2 separate regions of the Homo sapiens genome follow, and region 1 is linked to region 2. The links are chromatin contacts, found by Hi-C or POLR2A ChIA-PET in ENCODE. All regions are on one chromosome and are shown on one strand. Each heading gives the region's core, a stretch centred on a gene start or an enhancer-like site at or near the end of the contact. The rest is flanking DNA. Distances are from core to core; before and after follow the strand shown. Region 1 has its middle 11 kb from the start of MIR4790. Region 2 overlaps EDEM1 (ER degradation enhancing alpha-mannosidase like protein 1).

Region 1 (4,139 bases), core at 1,087-3,586, 65 kb before region 2:
AGAGAGGGTATGTAATGGTTTTCACATACAGGTCATTTTTGGCCAAATGTAGAATTAAAATTTCAGTAAGTGAACCACCACAAGTCAATTACAGCACAGGTCAGCCATGAAATTGCAGTTGTGTATTTTTAGGGCCATTGTATACTAACAGACAAGGCCTATTTGTTTTCCTTTTCCTACAATATTGAATTTTGAAATTGAATCCTTGGTTCAAAAAGTTCTGATGCCATTTGTGTGATGTCAGTTGCAAACCAAATTCAAGGAATCCTGAAGAATCTAATAATCATGTGTCAACCAAAGATGAGGGTTGCATTTTTCATTCTGTGAATAATGCATTTTAATGAAACCAATTCACTCCTCAAGTTTGAAAGCCACAGCCTAAACCTTCCCTTCTATCACACCATTTTGTTCTGTGTGGTCATTTGCTGGCCTTTGCTGGCAACTTCAAGAGGCAAGGACAAGAAAAGTCAAACAAACAGACATGAACCTTCAGGGTCACTTGGCATTCACTTGCCATCAGAGAAAACTTTCCATCCCAAAAGATCAGATTCTCACATGGTGCAACCCATTTTCCTTCCCTGCTGAAATACACAATTTTCCATTTGTTCCAGGTGTTGGCTCCCATCGATGTCTGGCATAGGGTAAAAGGATCAAAAAATAAAATGAAGTCTTGCCTCAGCAATCCTGTCAGAATTCCCCAGTGGAACTTCTAAAGTGGCCCACTTTTCAAAGTGACATAACAAGCAATGAGCCATTTAGTGATTCAGCTGGAAATACAAAGCCCAGGCTGTTTATCCTTAAAAATTTCCATAAGGTTAAAAACAATAAAAAAAAAAGAAGAAGAAAACAAAACAGCAAGAAAAGAAGAGAAAGACAACGTTTTCTTATGATTTACGTTAGGGATGGCAAAAGATTTTGTCTTATGTAATAACTCCAGTCTAGGGTCTCCAAATAGTGTCTTCCTGGTATGCTAGATGGAGAAGAATGTTGAGGTCATATCTGCACATGATGGGAAAAGTGCAGCAATCAATTAGCAATGTCTGCTTCATTACACAACGGGAAGTGGTAGTCTGTGCGCTATCCTGGCTTCATTCTTCCAAAGTTGCAGTTGTTTGAAAGTTCATCTAGAGTTCTATCCAATATGTTTTATTGTATAGATGGAGAATTTTTTAAAGTATCTTTTAATGCCCAACATAACTGATGGCATTAAAGAATTACAATAGACTGGGCATGGTGGCTCAGACTTATAATCCCAGCACTTTGGAAGTCAAAGGTGAAAGAATCACTTGAGGCCAGGAGTTCAAGACCAGCCTGGGCAACATAGTAAGAACCCATCTCTACAAAAAATAATAAAATTAGTTGGGCATCTGTAGTCTTGCTACCCAGGAGGTTGAGGTAGGAGGATCCAGGTGTTCAAGGCAGAGCCCAGGCGTTCAAGGCTGCAGTGAGCTATCACACCACTGCACTCCAGCATGGGCAAAAAAGTAAGACTCTGCCTCTAAAAAAAAAAAAAAAAAAAAATTGCCACAATGGGCTATGCTGGGTGACTCATGCCTATAATCCCAACATTTTGGGAGGCCAAGGTAGGAGGATTGCTGAGGCCAGGAGTACAAAACAAGCCTGGGCAACATAATGAGACACCATCTCTACAAAAAATTTAAAAATTAGCTTGATATGGCAGTACGTGCCTATATTCCTAGCTACTTGGGAGCCTGAGGTGGGAGAATCACTTGAGCCCGGGAGTGTGAGGTTATGGTGAGCCATGATCTCACTAGCCTGGGTGACAGAACAAGACCCTGTCTTTAAAAAACAAAACAAAACAAAAAAATCCACCAGAAAAGTGATCTAAGGTGGTTATCAGACAACCATATAAAATGCCTACAACACACTTACATATTTATTGTTCGTACCCAAGCTGCATAAAATTGGCTTCACCCAACTGGATTTCTCTTTAAAAATAAATAGCTGTTCTTTCCCATTCTCACCTTATAGTATAGAAATTGAGTGCTATGAAATAACTATGTAACCATGTCTTTCCACAGCTCCAGAATCAAATCAGTGGCTTTTGGCTAAGCAAGAGGTGAGATAACACTGAGAGCCTTGTTCAATAAAAGCAATGCAGCCCCATAGCATGGCTTCATGGACTACATCAGATCATTAGGCAGAGATTAACTGCCTTTTGTGCCTGCTACCTCATTAAAGCTCACAAATAATAGTTGTTCCTACTAGTTAGTGCTTATTCTACCATCCCTCCTTACCACCTTGTAGTGCCCATCCCCTCATAGTGCCTTGGTAAGAGAAACAGCCTTATTGATTAATGTCAGAAGAGACCTGGGAGTAAATGGTGTTTTGTTCTTTATACAAAGGTAGGAGTGCACAATGAGATGCCTGCCGTTTGAATCCAACAGTTCTTTTTTTAACTCAAGTCTATAAACAGGAAGAAACTCAAAGCCTCCAATTCCTCTTTTCTCTCTCTTCCTTTTCTTGTCGTGTTTTCTTTCCTTTCCACTTTTCTTAACTTTCCCTGTTCTTTGCTCCTTCCAATCTTCTTTCCTTCCTTCCTTCCTTCCTTCCTTTCTCTTTCTCCTCTTTTCTTCACTTCTTTTTCTTTTTTTTTTTTTTTTTTTTGAGACAGGCTCTTGCTCTGTCTTCCAGGCTGGAGTACAGTGGTGCAATCATGGCTCACAGAACCCTCTACCTCCCAGCCTTAAGCATCCTCCCACCTCAGCCTCCCAAGTAGATGGAACTACAGGCATGCCCCACAGCTAATTTTTTACTTTTATAGAGATGGGGTTTCACTGTATTGCCCAGGTTGGTCTCAAACTCCTGAGCTCAAGGGATCTTCCCGACTCAGTCTCCCAAAGTGCTGGGATTATAGGTGTGATCCACCATACCCGGCCATTTCTTTACTTCTTTGCTTGGATTCTTTCCTTCCTCTTCTACTTCTCTTTTCGTTTTATCTTTCTTTCTCTTTCTATGACAAAACTACATCTTTCTAGCCATTTGAGACTCTGAGTTCAATACATATCAAGAGTCCTTTTTCACGCAGTCATACCTCATGCACAATACCGATATCAGATCCTTTTTTTGTTGCTAGTTACAGGAGAGATAAGGACAAGAGGAGAGAGTGGACTACCCAGCCTCACCCCTAAGCATGTGGTAACACCACCATTGAAGAAACTGAGTAAAACAAATGTCTGCTTTCGATGATCCTAAACATTTATCCAAAATGATATCACAGATTGGGCCTGGTTCTCAGGGGGTTTGAAGAGTACTTTGGTGGGCAGGGGCCTGGGGAACTGAAACAGTTGATTGGCTAAGGATGAAATCACAGGGGTCCCTAAACTGTCTTCATGCATCTGAGTCAGTTCCTGGGAGAGAGTTTCAGGACGGGGTGGTATCTCTTGATCTGCTGAAACGCTAAATCTGAAAAATATCTCAAAGACCAGTTATTTAGGTTTCACAATAATAAAGTTATCTTTAGGAGCAGTTGGGGAAGTTACAAATCTTGTAACCTCCAATTATGTGACTCTGGGCAATAAGCAACTTACAGAAACGCCAGCTAAACAAGTAATGGATGGTTATGGTTTAACCGTGCCTACTCTTCAGCAAAGTTCAGGCCCCTAGCATAATTCTAACCTTGTTACCTTCTGTTGGTCTTTACAAATATGGTTTTAACTTCTGAACAAGGAGGGGATCAGTTCAAGGAAAGAACTATTATGGCCTTCACACAAGAATGAGCAAAAGCAATCTAGCCTGGTAGAAGCAAGATGGGGTTAGGTGTGTTAAATTTCCCTTACTACTATAATTTTTGCAAAGGCGATTTCATCTGCAGGCAGAACTTGTATCGGCAAGTTCAATGAAACAAGCCATTGTTGGTACCCAATAAATAGCTACTAATAATACAAAAATCTTATTAAAATGTCTACATTTTGAAAGTTTGCGGCCGGATGCGATGGCTCACGCCCGTAATCCCAGCATGGGAGGCCGAGGCAGGTGGATCATGAGGTCAGGAGTTCAAGACCAGCCTGGCCAAGATGGTGACATCCCGTCTCTACTAAAAATACAAAAATTAGCCAGGCGTGGTGCTACATGCCTGTAACCCCAGCTACTCAGGAGGCTGAGGCAGGAGAATTGCT
Region 2 (4,455 bases), core at 644-3,143:
ATTCAAAAAAAAAAAAAAAAAAAAAAGCTATATACGTCCCTTACAATTTACCTACAAGGAAATTCCTTGTGGGCCTCAAGATCTTCCCCTCAAAACAATTCTGCTGAATTTCACCCAGGCAATGTAAATTGACAGTTTATCTTCACAGGTACAAACAAAGGACAGAACTCAGTCATCCCTCTGCTCACCTAAGAAAAATGCATATCTGATTGCTTCCTCTGCCCTACTGTTTATGTAAAACTGCAGATTCACTAAGCCAGACAAAGGCATAAGTGACTATTCCTCTACCTTTGTCACAGGTAAACTGTATATTCCGTGAAAGGCTAATCAGAGAGTCAACCGGCTGGACACGGTGGCTCAGGTCTGTAAGCCCATACTTAGGGAGGCCAAAGCGAGCGGATCACTTCAGGCCAAGAGTTCAAAACCAGCCTGGCCAACATGGCAAAACCTTGTCTCTACTAAAAATACAAAAAATTAGCCAGGCGTGGTGGCGCATGCCTGTAATCCCAGCTACTCGGGAGGCTGAGGCACAAGAACTGCTTGAACCCCTGGGAAGGTGGAGGGTGCAGTGAGCCGAGATCTCACCACTGCACTCCAGCCTGGGCAACACAGCAAGACTCTGTCTCAAAAAAAAAAGACAAAAAAAATGTAACCATTTGTCTTTTATCTGCCTGTGACTTGGAAGTGCCCCCTCACCCCACCCCCAGCACTTCAAGTTGTCTCACTTTTCTGGACTGAACCAATGTACATCTTACACATACTGATTGATGTCTCATGTCTCCCTACAATGTATAAAACCAAGCTGTGCCTAACTACATTTTTTCCACCTCATCGTTATTTTGCTGTAACCTACAGAGTAAGTACAGACATTTCTAGCTTTCAGTTCTTTCTTTTTAGAAGATGATGCAATAATGCTGCAAGTTGCATCCAATGGTCAGGGGACTGCTATCTTCACAGTGTTTCCCTAGCACATCTGTTAAAGCCTGTTTAAATGTTAGCAAAAGAAAAGGAAAACTTCAACAGAAGTAACACCTGAAAAATAAGCCTGAAGCACTAAAGGCCGGATATTCTACAATGAAAACCACAGAGATGAGTCTGTTTCCTTACAGATGTTTACCAGCAACAATATCTGGTGAAGCTGCAGGTGCTGACAGGAGCTCAAATCAAGTGAGGAAGGTGAAGGAAGTCAACAGCTCTTACTTATTGTAGTTTATCATTATGGTCAGATAGCTATAGAATCCTGAGTGACTATGTTCTGAAATCACACTAATGTTTGAAAATGGCTGAATGGGACAGAGGAGCTAAATGGGTTTGTTTGTTTGACTGTAGGACTTCTCAGAGTCTTTAAAATGCTGATGGGCACTGTGGCTCTCTAATAGTGGGACCAGACATACGGAATTTCTCAAGTTCATTTAGAAACAGAACTCTTCTTTCAGGGAGTAAGTATCTTTGGAATCTGTGTTGGGAAATGCTTCATTAGTCAGAATTCATTTTTTGAACAAACATTTGCACTGCTACTGTGCACCAGACACCATTAAGTGTGGGGGAGAGTATGGTGAACAACAGAATAGCAGGCAAGATGGAGGGATAAAAAAACAAAATGGGGAAAAAAAAAAAAAAAAAAGCCAGCTACTCGGGAGGCTGAGGCAGGCGAATCACTCGAACCCAGGAGCTGAAGGTTGAAGTGAGCCAAGATCACGCCACAGCACTCCAGCCTGGCGGCAGAGCGAGACTCTCTCAAAAAAAAAAAAAAGAAAAGAAAAGAAAAGAAAAGACGACGACGATGACAAAGCTCTCAGGGACAAGGAGTAGGCTTTCATGAGCTATACATTGAGTCTTAGGACGTTTCCTTTAAGCAACACTTGTAGGCTGAGTCAGCCTCTGGTATCATCAACAAATTAGCTCTAAGGTCGAACATACTTGTCTGGGCACATTTTGATCAGTGATGGTAAATGACTGAAACAGAGCAGCAATAACTTCAGAAGGAGATATTGGGAAACTAAGTTGCTTTGTAATTTAAATTATACTAAATCAGTACCCCAGATTTCCTATTAGACCAAGGGCCTAGTCCTATTTCTACTACTTATTTATAAAATGAGGACGTAGAATGATCTCTCAAGCTCTTTCCAAGTTCTGGTAATTCTACTACTAGCAAGATACTAGACAATCATAATGCAAACTTGGCTAGCACATTACCCAATTCTTGTGTGTGTGTGTGTGTGTGTGTCTCCAGAGATGGAGTCTCACTCTGTTGCCCAGGCTACAGTGCAGTGGCGCAATCTCAGCTGACTGCAACCTCTGACTCCTGGGTTCAAGCATTTCTCCTGCCTCAGCCTCTTGAAGAGCTGGGACCACAGGCGCCCGCCACCATGCCCAGCTAATTTTTGTACTTTTAGTAGAGAAGGGGTTTCACCATGTTGGTCAGGCTGGTCTCAAACTCCTGACCTCAGCTGATCCTCCCACCTCAACCGCCCTAAGTGCTGGGATTACAGGCGTGAGCCACTGCGCCCGGCCCCAATTCTATCTCCTAACAGACAGCTTTAAACTCTTCTATGGCATGTTAAAAGAAACAAGAATAAATAAAAGTACAACATTTGGGCTAGACTGCAATAAGATATTTCTCATGGTAAAGACTTGCTGGACAATGAAGGAAAGCAAAGAGGTTGTAAAAATCACCTTAACTAAGAAGATTTTAAAACAACACTATGCTGGAATACAGTCCCCTGGAAACTGCTTTAATGGCAAAAGGTGAAGCAGATGAAGCACACAGACATGGCACCATGTACTGAGTGCCACACTGCCTTCAAGGTGCTTCTGCATATCTGCTCAAAGGCCTCTAGTTCTCCAGAGTCAATGAGCAAAACCACAGGATGAGGCAGTAATGCCAGCACCCACGTTGGCAGCTCAGGCATGGAGTGTCCACAAAACAGGAAGTGGCAAATAAAAGAGAAGGGTTTCTAGGGAGCCCCACATAAGGATGGGCGCTAGGGCTCCAACTTGCTCCTGGGGGAGCCAGTGGCTAGATGACATTTCAGGGTACCTGCCAACCCTTAGATCTTCTCTCTTTTACTCCTGGAATAGCAACGACTATAATTATCAATATTAATGAGCTTCATTATGGGTTCTTTTAGGGAATAAGATAGAAACTGGTTAAAAAAAAATAGGTTCCCTAAAATCAATCGTACATTCCTTCTCCTTTTTTTAATGGAATCACATTTCCCCTCATTTAACCTTCAACACTTTTCTTGTTCTCCCCATTAAGGTCATTAAAATAAATAACAGTTATCAAAGCTAATGATACATTTTGACTTATCAGGCTCCCTGGAATTCCCACTGCTGGAGGGAACTAGGGATAATCAACTCTAAAACATCTTAATTCATTTTTTTAAAAAAAGGTGAACACTTACTGCAAGTGTATCCAATGCATCAACAAGAGTCAATGAGTAGTTCCCTAGTACATCATTGATGTTCAGATTTGAACTGAAAAAGAAAATTAAAATTCAACAAAAAGACTTTATTTCAAAAGAGAAGACAATAAAAGTAAACACCCATCAGAAACTATAATTGCCAGCAACTCTTATTTATTCAGGAACTAATTATGGGTGAATTAATACAGCAAAGGTCTTTCTACCCCCAAAGTAACACTTTCTATGGTGTCCATAAGTAGAATCAAGTCACAGAACTGTGGAGACACACTTGTACCAGAGTGGAAAGAATGCTCACAGGAAGTCAGGAGGCAGTGAGTCATCTCCTCTCTGAGATTCAGGTTTATCACCATAGACAATCTCCTTGGTCCTGTCCAACTTTAAAAAGCTCTGATTTCACAATCATTAGGAACTAAAGAAGAGCCCTTGTCATACGACCCACCTGTAATACTTTAATACAGAAATTAGACACCACAGCCTATATTACACACAAAAAGAAGTAAATACATTAATTGACAGTGTCAATATTACTCATCTGCCCTATGGTTGGGGGTATAAATTAACTTCTTTACACCATTTCTTCATTAATAACTCATCCAAAGGGTCTTGATTATTTCCGTTAATTCTGAGATATCATTTAACATGAACCTAGGCAGGAATTGAGGCCTTTCTCACTTCTTGACTGGAGCTACATAAACGTTTCTGCCACACACCTCTCACCCCATAATCTACACCAATTTTCCATTCTGAAACAACCTTAAGAAACCAACTTCAGGATGACAAGGGTGAAGCTCCTCAGGCACTGTGGTATGTCTTTGTAACACTTTACAAAAAAGTCAACAACAAAAAAACTAATACATCTGGGAGAATAGGGATGAAGAACTAGTAAAATAAAGGACAGTTTGAGAAATTCTGGGGACTTCATTTATTTATTTGTCCCATTCCCAAAAATCCAGAAAATAAGTGCAGAAGCTTGGAAAAAATGATAGTAAGAGAAGACATAAGACAACTGTTTAAAGATTTTATTAGC

What was found. Hi-C counts contacts between places; a loop is a spot of excess contacts on that map. ChIA-PET counts read pairs that join two places held with the same protein, here RNA polymerase II (POLR2A).
Region 1: a loop to region 2 is called in a map of naive thymus-derived CD4-positive, alpha-beta T cell, with 2.2 times the contacts of the local background. The contact joins two enhancer-like sites. A Hi-C loop is called at or near these places in 1 of 168 maps with a recorded cell type or tissue (naive thymus-derived CD4-positive, alpha-beta T cell). POLR2A ChIA-PET finds 5 or more read pairs at or near these places in 5 of 52 experiments (MCF 10A, OCI-LY7, PC-3 and 2 more).

What each region holds. Positions count from the first base shown.
Region 1 is chr3:5,259,593-5,263,731 of GRCh38, reverse strand. No RefSeq gene overlaps it. Among named protein-coding and RNA genes, the nearest start is that of MIR4790, 11 kb to the right of the region's middle. Within about 2 kb of position 2,336, at least 2 of the 41 ENCODE cell types and tissues checked have a DNase peak (open chromatin) inside an H3K27ac peak, as active enhancers do; they include OCI-LY7, where a contact is called at or near this core.
Region 2 is chr3:5,194,234-5,198,688 of GRCh38, reverse strand. It overlaps EDEM1 (ER degradation enhancing alpha-mannosidase like protein 1), which reads right to left. Exons shown (of 12, transcript NM_014674.3): 2 at 3,408-3,480. Among named protein-coding and RNA genes, the nearest start is that of EDEM1, 8.8 kb to the right of the region's middle. RefSeq lists enhancers at 858-1,037, 3,600-3,669, 4,070-4,139. Within about 2 kb of position 1,893, at least 15 of the 41 ENCODE cell types and tissues checked have a DNase peak (open chromatin) inside an H3K27ac peak, as active enhancers do; they include OCI-LY7, where a contact is called at or near this core.